2 separate regions of the Homo sapiens genome follow, and region 2 is linked to region 1. Evidence: chromatin contacts called from ENCODE Hi-C or POLR2A ChIA-PET data. All regions are on one chromosome and are shown on one strand. The core of a region is the stretch at or near the end of the contact, and the rest is flanking DNA. Distances in the headings are between cores, read along the strand shown.

Region 1 (5,350 bases), core at 383-2,882:
CAATGGTGCCCAGTATGCAATTTGCTCAGGATCAAATCGTGAATCCCTCACACAAGAAGGAAAGTCGTTGGAAAAAGGAAATGAATCATCCTTTATCAGGCTGCTTTGAAAGCACTGGACTCTACGATTCAGCTATATCACTGCGCCCAGCCTGGCCAGCGCTCAGATTCAGACTGCGCTGGGATTCACAATAACTAGTAGGGTACTACCTGCCCTGGGAAAACATTCCTAATTTCAATTAGGTTGCTTTCTTGATAGAACTAAAGTATAACTTAAATACTTAAAATATTTCCTAAAAAGCAATCATCTACTTACAGAATCAAATTCAAGAGCTTGGGAATTTAAATCCCTTGGTCACCACATCTGTAACTTTATATCAATGTTTAATCTCTCATAGTATCCTTATTGGTACAAATGAGGCTCTGACTGATAGTTCTTAGGAATTATATGAAGAGAAACTCATTTTAAAAAATAACAAACATCCTTGGCATCTTCACAAATGTTAACTAAAGATAGTAATACAGGACACTAACATATAAACTAAGATCTGGAAGTTACGGATTTCTCTCCTTTGGTTATAACCATAATCATAAACAATACAATTCAACCATTTCAGCTGAAAAACAAGAACAATAAATTCCATCAGATCAATTTTTTTTTTTCATCACTCAAGGTTTGGGGAGAATTTTTGTTATTATTTGTTTTGTCAATTCTTTGGCATGACAGAACAATGGGCTATACTTCAAAATGAAACAACAGAAGCTCACAACGGGCTCCCCAGTATTGTACAATACGCACTGAAATAATGATGCAATTTTAATATTTAATCAAATAAGTGAAAGGAATTGATCATAAAGACATGGCAATATTTTTTAACTAAATGGACTGCATCAAAACTACAAAACAGTTTTCAAAGAAACAAAAGGATAAAAGACATCCATTTTTTTTTCTGTTTAATTAAAAGCTTATTGCAAAGTGCAGAAGCCACAGGCCCAAAGCAATAAATAAATTTGGAAAACTGAATGCTTTATAAGTCATGTATTATAAGTTTGGATAAGTCAGGAGTTAAATATCTCAACATTGGTCCTAACTTAGAGAAAATAACAGTGTTATAAATGCAAAAAAATCTATGATCGGTTTGAAATGCAAGTTGATTTTGTGGCTCCAGAAGTGCTGGTCAAATGCTTCCCAAAACAAGAAACAAGACCTTCTACAAGAAATATTCTACTGCTCACTAGGAAATGCTAAATCTGACAATTCTCCTTCAACCTTTGTTTGGAGAACTATTTCAGAAAACATATTCTTCCTCAAATTATGACACACAAGAGACTTGGGAGGAGAGGGGAGAGGCATTAATACCTTGGGCCTGGGCCGCAGAGCTGTGAGAATACCCCAGGGCCAGGAGCGCAGTCTCCACCAGCTGGCTAAAAAGCACATCTTTCCGCACCAGGACAAACTCGGCGTGTTCTTCTCTGTTGTCATATTCAAGAGAGCCGTCCAACTGCTCCACGACACAAAAGACAGGAATCATCAAACCTGAAGGGACAAAATTCAAGAGCAAAACACAAACATTAAAAAGCAAATCTCAGTCACCACGATGAGAAGGGAAGCAACAGTTATAAAAGTCAGTCATCTGTGATCGACAGTGGTTTAGATTAAACAAGCCTCTTAGTCATATAGGTCTAATGGAAAGCTGTGGGTTTTCCCCCTCTATTATTACAGAATTGCCCAGGGCAGTGGCAGAAGCCCTTAGATTCCCGTCATTTTCACCAATTAGAGGTGTCCTGGTACATAGGTGAGATGAAGGTGACCACACAGACACTCGAATCTTTTAATGTCTATAGTTTTATCATTAACTATCAGCACTAGTATTTTCAGATCAGATCTGCTCTTGTCTAAAAATCTATTTCAAAGCTTCCAGTTGTAATAAATATATTACTTTTACACGTAAAAGTAATATATTTCTCTTTAAATATATTACTTTTACGTGTAAAAGTAATATATTTCTCTTGTCTGGAAATATATTTCAAAGCTTCCAGCTCCTTCCTACTAAGGTGGTATTGATTTTAAGGCCTAAGCTGTTATGTGAATATAATAAAGTCAATAGAAATTTAAAATAAGTCCCTCTTACGTGCTGTTGTTTTTTTAAATCCTAGTAAATAGGTTATCAACTAGCCTGAAAATAACATGATCATAAACATCTTAATTTACATTTATGTCAAAATATGCATCCAAATACAAAAGTTTGCCTATGTAAAATTATTTTATACATTAACATCAGTTACTGGAAAGGGAGTATCTTTTCTTGTGTTTTCAGAGAAAATAAGTAAACTACCCTAAAGAATAAAGCAAATTAGTCTAGTTGAAAATCTGTTGAAATCTGTTGTCACTGAAATATTTCTCTGCTTTGTATCAAAGTGTGAAAAGCTAAAAAATGTTTAATTCACCAAAGATTTTTTTAAACTTTTTTTTTATTTTTAAAAAAGTCATACAGGCACTTAAATCTAAACATAACCAAGGCAGAAGAAGATCAAAGTTTTACCAACATACAAGTAATAAACATGGACCCTGCCTAATGTAATTCACACAAATTAGTATGTTATGGGTCTTCTTTTTGTGCAAGAAAAATTAAAACTTATGAAGACTGGGTGAGTAGGCAGACGGGGGAGGTAGAAAGTCACATGGTCATGGTGAAGGTACTTCACAACAAAAAGAAGACCTCTGTGTGAAATGACTAGATGGGAGTATGGCCCCTGACACATAGAATGCATAGGAGTTTTCCAGAACCCCCTCCCTGTGGCCTCAACCCTAGAAGCCTCCTGACTCACTCTGATCTGGAAAGCCAAGGGTGGGAGCAGATACTCTGCAAACTACTGGGTTACAGATTGAGGTATTTGTTCTAAAGATAATACAATGGTGCAACTGGTTCCCATGTGCTAATTATTATTATTAAAGATAATAAGTATTGGGTGTAATTATTAAATATAATCCTTATTAACAATAATAATACTCATTAAGAATTGTTATCATTAAAGATCATGGTAATTATTATTAAGACTGCACAACAGTGTAACAAGTCAAACCATATCACACACAAGACAACTCAGTGTTCACTCCTGAGAACAAGAAAGCAGTATTATTGTCTATAGCAAATACACTCTCCATGGTGTAGATTTATTTAAAAATATAAGATACGAGTGGAGTAGACTGATTTTTTAGACAAAGAAGAAGATTTAGGACAGCTACACAATGCCTTGTAAGATATATTTTTTAATTGTGATCATTACTGGTATATGAAATGCTTATTTATTTATACCAAGTTTATTCCCAAATATATATAGGACATGTAGCGAATAATATAAATTAGATTTCCTTCAAATTATCTTTTTTTTTTTTTCTCGCTCTTGTTGCCCAGGCTGGAGGGCAATGGTGCAATCTCGGCTCACTGCAACCTCCACCTCTCGGGTTCAAGCGATTCTCCTGCCTCAGCCTCCTGAGAAGCTGGGATTACAGGCGCCCGTCAACACGCCTGGCTAATTTTTGTACTTTTAGTAGAGGTTTCTCCATGTTGGCCAGGCTGGTCTCGAACTCCTAACCTCAGGTGATCCACCTGCCTTGGCCTCCCAAAGTGCTGGGATTACAGGCATGAGCCACCGTGCCTGGCCCCAAATTATCTTTGTAGTCATTCATGTATCCAGGATTTATTCACTGAACACCTACTATGTGACAGGTATCACCACCAGTGGCTCCAGGGATACAAGTAAGAACAAGTCTGATATCACTCCTGCCCTCAATGTAGTTAAAGGAGTTGTAAAACCTTCCTAAGCAAGCATAATGGCATTTTATAGGACTCATTCATGAGAGTCCCTACCAGCAAGGAATAGCCCCCATTTAGAGCTTTTAACTCTTACATGCTGGCATATAATCTTTGCCCAAGGAAGTAGGTAGATTTTTATTTCTAATGATTTAAGCATATGCACACATAAGGCCATATAGTCCATGGTGCCATAAGCTACTTCACCACTAATACCTGTGTGTACATAAGTTTCGATGCTGAAAATCCATGTGCAGTTCCTAATGTCAACATCTGAGTGTCACACATCTGGGAATCAAAGATAAGATCTTTAAATGAATCCAATTGCTCCATAAGCTATCATGTCTCCATTACTTAGAAACTATAAATCTTTCTCAAGTCTATGGTCAACTGAAAAAACTTAAGACCATATTAATTTTTAAAAATAATATTAACTGTTCAGTTAGATATGAAATATAACATGAAAGCACAGGGATCTATAACATGTAGGGACTTACGTTTTATAACCGTCAATTACTGAAATAGTTCCTAAACATTTTGGTTCAGTGATTGAAGGAAGCAATTGTTAGCTGACAACAGTAATGACTTCTTACAGAAAGCATGCAACAATCCCCTACTGGCATCATCTATTTAAAAAAAAACAAAACAAAACAAAACAAAACTTTGTGGTCATTTATAAAATAAAACAGTACTAACCAGGAACGTATGTATGATAATAGGGTTTCTTCTGCAGAACATATACATGAGATACTGAAGAATATCATAAAGGGCTTATTCTTAGAAAAATTTACCTTCTTACTAGAATTTGACCCATCTAAACAATTATGGTTTTTATAATGAAATGCAAGTTTTACAAAAGAAGAATAAAGGAGGAAAAATAGATGCAATTACTAATGACAATAACAAGAGAAATAAAAAATAGTAAAATAGTATCATTGAGGTCAAGTGTAGAAAGAAGAAAATTAAGGCACAGGTTTAAAAGGCCTTTAAAAACCAGAAATCCCTAAGGGAAGCAAACTATAAAAGGATGAGTAAAAATATATGCCAAGAAAGAGAGAGAGAGAGAGAGAGATTTGTCCATCTTATTAACAACTCGTCCCAGGCAAAAAGAGGGAAAAAGAAAGAAAAAAAAAAGAGAGAGAAAAGTGACAATGGATAGAAAGATAGGGAGGTGCTTGAAAAGCACTTCACAGAATAAATTAAGAGTGGGGAGAATTTAAAAGTTCCAATAAAAGAATAAAAATGTAAAACTGAAATCCATTTTCAACAAAATTTAGAAATGGTGAAGAAAAAAGAAAATCTTGCTCTAGCCCTATATCTTGAGCTTCCAATATTATTTTTCTTTTATTGTAGCACAGACCCATTTTCAGATGATCTAGTAGAGAACTTTGAACCTTCTGATCATAAGCCTTACTAAGCCTTTTACAATCACAGGAGGTAAGCAGGTACTTTAATCTAGAGGACAGGCGCTCGGCCTCAGCCATTTGCTAAAAATGAAGAGTTGTTCTGGTAATTGGGATAAATGATGAATTCTGT
Region 2 (5,489 bases), core at 2,299-4,798, 34 kb after region 1:
CTAGCGAGCCCTGGAGGTCTGAGACGCCCCGCGCCCGACTCACGGCGCGAACACCAGCGCTCCGGCCGGGTCGCAGGGGCCGGTGCCCAGCGGGCCGGGGTCTGGCGAGCCAGGCAGCGGGCCGGCTGAGCTCCTGCGCCCCGCGGTCGCGTGGCCTACTCGCCTACTCCCTTATTATTGGCTGGGACCTGTTCCTTTCCAAAGTGTGATGCCCGGTGTCCTACCCTAGGCCACGCGGAGCTCTCTCCCGGCGTGTCGGGCCCTGCGCCCCTGCCCAGTGGCTCACCTCGGCTCGCTGCGCCCGCCTTCGCCCCAAGTGCCCAGGACGGAGCGAGGGGCTGTGGGTCGGCGCAGGGACGCTGGCTGCTCACCTCCAGGAGCCGACAGAAGGTGCCTTCGGCGTCACGCGTCCAACCCTGGGGCTGATTTAAATAACTAATAAGCTCAGAGAAATTTTACGAGGGGAACTTTTCCTTTTAGTATCAATAAAGCCTAGTAATTGGGTTTGTTGGTTACCTAAGCTCGAGTTCGACTTTCTCAGTCTCTCTCTCTCTCTCTCTTTCTCATTCAGAGGCAACGTTTTCAAAAACCGGCAATTGCGTGTGCGTTTGGGGTGTGCAAGTGTGAGTGTAGATGTGTGAAAGTTATTTGTTTCAGCAGTCCTTGTCTCGAGAGCAATCATCATTGTAGCTTTGAGTGAAGAGTTTTCAAAGGTGAACTGTTGTTATTTCTGTCAACAGAAAACTGTTGACAACCATTCAAGTCTCACAATACAAGTATAATATAAGGGAGGGTGGAATATCTAAAGACTGTCCCGTTGGATATGACAGAAAGACATCTGCAGTGTTTCCCTAATAGTTTGCATTTTAATTAACTTTCATTACATTCTGACTTCCACTCAATATCCGTTGTTTTCAGTAAAGACTTCTATATGATAAAACGTTGTAATTTTTGTTCTGGTTTTCCAATCTTCTTGAAAACCAGTTCTTAATTGTAAGGAATTTTTCCACCTGGGAACCATGCCGTAATTTAAAAATATAAAAGACCTTTCATGAACAATAACTGCAAATAACCCATTTGTTAGTGTCTGCGGAGTTGCTGGCACCTATACAAAGTCTCTGAAATATAAAGGCAATCTAAGAATGTTTCTCTCCAACCATAGTGATATATACTTTTTTCGTTTTTGTTGTGTGGAAGTTAAAAACACTTTTAAAGTTACTTTTTAGAAAAGTGTTGTGCTAAAATTTACCTGAACTTAAATTCCTTATCAATGTTAGCCTAACGAAATGAAGAGTATTTCTGAATCAGATTATTGTTAGAGTCATATGCTAAATAGTAAAGGAAAAGAAATGGGAATTAAAGTTTGCAAACCAAGACCAGGGAAAAGTCGGCTCCAGAAGTTACCAGGAACCCACCCAAACCTGTGCACTCATATCTCCTGTATTTACATATTATAGACAACTTTTCCTTTCCACTTTTAGCTAGAAAAGTGGTGGGCTCCCCTTAGTTCGTCTCGTTTTATGCTGTAAGACCCAAAGTCTGCTGAGGGCTGCCCCTGCCAGGTAACTTCCGGAGACCCGGAGTTACTTGGAGACAGACCCGGCCCTTTGCACATTCCAAGTGAAGGACGTCTCGCGCATTCTTCCCAGAGCTACCACACACCTAACCTCTTCTGGACACCCAACAGCTGGGGCACTGGAGCACCTGACCCTACTCAAGATCATCCCCCAGCCCTTGCCGGCACTTAGGGACAGCAGAATCTGAGCTGTGGGTGTACATACTCCCCATTTTCTGCTTTCCCAGAGGATCACAGACAACTTTTCTTCCCATCTGCTCCCGCTGGACTCCTATGATCACCCATCATCCCCAGTTGTTGCTATCTCTGAGCTCTTGGTGACCAGCCCTTGTCCCCCAAGCTGACCAAGTTGAGAGAGTACTTGTCCTCCCAGCACTGTCTCTCAGTATCAGGAAGTTGAGATCAGTGGCAGGGAAAGATGGAAGGATTGGCAAGGAAAGTGCAGGGCCAAGTAGAGTAGCTCAGAGCCTCAGCAATGGGCACCTGTCCTCCCCCAAACAACCTGTGGTCTCTCCGGCTCCCTGCTTTTCCACCATTGGTCCCATCCTGGGCTACCAGCCTCCACTGAGCTGCTCTGGGAACTTAGGGTGTCTCACATTACTTCCCTGCTATGGCATATTTTGGTTTCAGTTGAGCTATTTTCTGAAGATGTGGATACTCCAGTTTTATTCTTTTTCTGTCTGTGTCTCAGTACTCTTTTCCTTTTTTAAGAATGTTCCCCAAGCCTGGCTTTTGCCAGACCCTGTGCCATCTCCCCAAGCTCTATTTACAAGAACAAGAAGTGATTTGTCTGTTTATAGCAGGTTTAATTAAGACAGTTATGCGCCGTGAACTCTTTGGGCCTCAATCAATGCACTTAGATTTGGAAACTCAGATAGAATCACATCTTACACGTGCGGCCCCGGCTGGCCGCCCAGGCTGAGGACAGAGCTATTGTTTTCTACATCAGCCTCACTGGAACTGGGCAAGTCCCCTGCAGAACTGGCACCCCCTGCTCCTCCCAAGAGACCTCAAGTCAGGTCTCCCGGCCAGACTCAGGCCTTTCTAATACAGGCGTGAAGGGCGGGACGCCCAGAGCCCTCTTGTTGGCCGGTGGCTAAGGAGCCAGGTGGATAACTTCTGCGGATTCGGCTTTCAGGCTGCTGGAGCTCTCCCCAGCCCGAGGCCTTAGCCCAGCGCAATCCCTTGTCCAGACCGGCCAGTTTCCGCGTGGCGAAAAAGGGGGAGGCAAGTGTGTCTTTTCCAAGGAGCTTTTATCCAACAGCCTCCCCTCCCCCCAACTCTCAGCCTTAGGTGCCGGGCTTCAGCCGAAGCGTTTTTCAAATTTGTCATCATTGGAAACCTCGGACAAGTGGAGTGTAAAATTTTGAGGGTTTCCAGGTAGGCTCTGACTTCAGGCATTCAATGAAAGGGGAAGAGGGCTGAGGGCGGGGGAGAGAGACAAGCACAGAGGGCTCCCTGTAGTCGGCAGGAATTCCCTCCCTCTGCAGCCCAGCTGCACCCACTAGCACACACTAGTCTTGCCTTCTCCCGGCTTTGGAAGAATCCCCACCACATTCTTTAGCTCTCAGAAAGGAGAGGGCAGTCAGGTCAAGGTCTTTCAGCATCCCTACCGCAATATACCCCTCCCAGCCCCCTCACCACCACCACGTTGGCCTAGGACACAGGACCCCGGGGCCAGGGCCTCAGTGACTGCAGCTTATGCCACCTAATGCAGAATGGGGTGTCCCTGCCTCCACTGCTCCTCTCGGTCTCAGCATCCAGGTCCTGAAACCCCTGCGATTCTGGCCTGGGAAGCCAGACTTGCCACCAACATCATGGTATCACCCATAATTGATCCACTCAGTTTTCAGTAGATGTGGAATCCAACAAGAGTAACACCACCCTCCACGCCCCACTCTTTTTTCTTTCTTTCTTTCTTTCTTTTTCTTTCTCTCTCTCTCTCTCTTTTTTTTTTTTAAGAATCCAAGGCACTTGAAACATTCTGAGTGTGCCTGCAGTAGGGTCTCAGAGGAGTTGCTCTGAAAGCTGTTGAGAGCAGCCACCTTTGCTGTCACTGAGAGCTTGGCAGGGTCAGCTCTGGTGGGCCGTTTGCACCCAGGCTCTGATGGCACCAGGATGGCTTCCTGCAACCCGGTAGGAGGACTGGGGTGGGTGGGTCCAGTATTTCGTTTCTTCCTCTTCCTTTTTTTTTTTTTAATGTCCCTCTTTATTTCTATTGAAGACTAACCTCAGTATCAAAGGGTGCACTTGTTTGTCCTAAATGGCTTGTAGCTCTTTCCTACTCTGCCACAGGACATTAGCTCTGGGAGCACCGCCTGGCAGGGCCTTCGCTTTGGGCCTAAGCATCCAACTGAGGCCCAGCAATTCCACCTGTGGGGAATCTTGCAGTGAGGTATTTGTGCATCAGGAGTGGGGAGTGAGGGAGAGAGAGCTGGGCTGGTGCAGTATCCACTCTCGCACCTCCTCCCTGAGCGGAGCTCCAGTATAGACTAAGTGAATGAATCCATGAATCAGCTCCATAGCCGAGGGGTAGAAGAAGCAGCCGTCTTCGTTAAATGGGCTGTTGGCAGTTGCGGCTGACTGCTCTACCCCTCGCAGGCCCGCCTCTGGGCAGGCCTGAGGTGGCCCTGGAGCCCCGCCAGCAGCCCCCGCCCCTCAGGCCAAGCTCTGGCCCTGGCAATCTCTGCACTTTGTCATCACGCCCGAGTATTTGACATTCGCAATTATCTGCAAATACCCTGATCAGTTTGTATATGAAACACTTTTTTTCCTGCCTTAAGGTTGGAATCTGGTAAGTTTCAGACAAGTGGTTGCAGGGGGAGATGACCCAGGGGACCGTGCGGGACAGGGCCGGTGAACCCGATTCCGCGAGGCGGGCGTCTCGAAGGGACTGGTCTGCGTGCCTCACCGGGTTCCCCAGCCTGGCTCCGAGGAAAGGCCGCGCGGAGGCGAGAAAGGGCCCACATCTCGAGTCTCCAGTCTCTCCTTGAAAAGAGCACCCCCTAATCCCGGAGGAAGGGAGGGTGAAGGAGGAGGGGAGAGCCCACTACAGGCAAGGCAGGAAGGTTAATCATTTTGTTAACCGGAAAGGGTGCTGCCCCGCCTGGCCGTCGTCACCGAGCGTGTCAGTCACCCGCTCTCGATTTCGCCGCAGAATTACCTGCTCAAAGAGCCACCCCAAGAAGCCCTCAGCTCCGAGGTCTTCCCGCCCGTCGTCTGCGGGAAGTAAACGGCGTCCTCCCTCCAAAGAAGTGGATGCCCCTTCGACTCTCCTCCGCCCCCCGGCGGTTCCTAAATCTAGGAAAGCCAGCCCCGGCATCGCTCACTACTCCTGCACCTCAGCTCTGGGATACCCGCTCAGTACAGACAGACCATCAACCAAAAAAGAAAAGAAGAAAAGAAAAGTGGTGGTGGGGGTGGGGGTGGGCAGGGAGCGTAAAGTAGCGAGATCACTTATTTGACTCTTCTGTTTTCTTAGGAACCTGATCCTGGCCCCCGGCAGAGCATAAGGGCCCGAGGCCAGGGACCTAGAGGCCGGACCAAGTTCGCGCGAGGTGTTCACAGCCTAGGCGCCCCGGGCTTGGCTTCGTACTCTGCAACAAGCCAAGCTCCCTTGCCACGAGTATATCAGCAACTTCAGAAATAAACACCAGCGAAACCCCTTCCCACATTAGCTTGTTGCTGTGCTACTGACACTGGGCTTAGTCGATGTTCACACCTATTACATTTTTCCGGAAAGTGGGAGGAGCAGGGGGTAGAGAAAGCTGTGTGTATTGAGGGAAGGGGAGATGTGTGCAACACCTTCCAGAAAAATGGGGAGGTAGTTTAGAAAGTTTTTCTCTGTAACAGCACAGCTTCTGAGAAGGCAGAGAGAAGAAAGCAGACAGGAAACGAATCCCTTCCTCCTCTC

Evidence for each region. A loop is a pair of places that touch in the nucleus more often than their neighbours do. ChIA-PET counts read pairs that join two places held with the same protein, here RNA polymerase II (POLR2A).
Region 2: a loop to region 1 is called in a map of esophagus muscularis mucosa, with 2.1 times the contacts of the local background. The contact joins the promoter of SATB2-AS1 here to the enhancer-like site in region 1. A Hi-C loop is called at or near these places in 2 of 168 maps with a recorded cell type or tissue (HepG2 and esophagus muscularis mucosa). POLR2A ChIA-PET finds 5 or more read pairs at or near these places in 5 of 52 experiments (A673, AG04450, H1 and 2 more).

What each region holds. Positions count from the first base shown.
Region 1 is chr2:199,431,979-199,437,328 of GRCh38, forward strand. It overlaps SATB2 (SATB homeobox 2), which reads right to left. Exons shown (of 11, transcript NM_001172509.2): 3 at 1,360-1,536. Among named protein-coding and RNA genes, the nearest start is that of SATB2, 23 kb to the right of the region's middle. Within about 2 kb of position 1,633, at least 3 of the 41 ENCODE cell types and tissues checked have a DNase peak (open chromatin) inside an H3K27ac peak, as active enhancers do.
Region 2 is chr2:199,464,550-199,470,038 of GRCh38, forward strand. It overlaps SATB2-AS1 (SATB2 antisense RNA 1), which reads left to right and starts at 3,549. Exons shown (of 2, transcript NR_026830.1): 1 at 3,549-3,712; 2 at 5,058-5,489. It also overlaps a transcript of SATB2 not described here.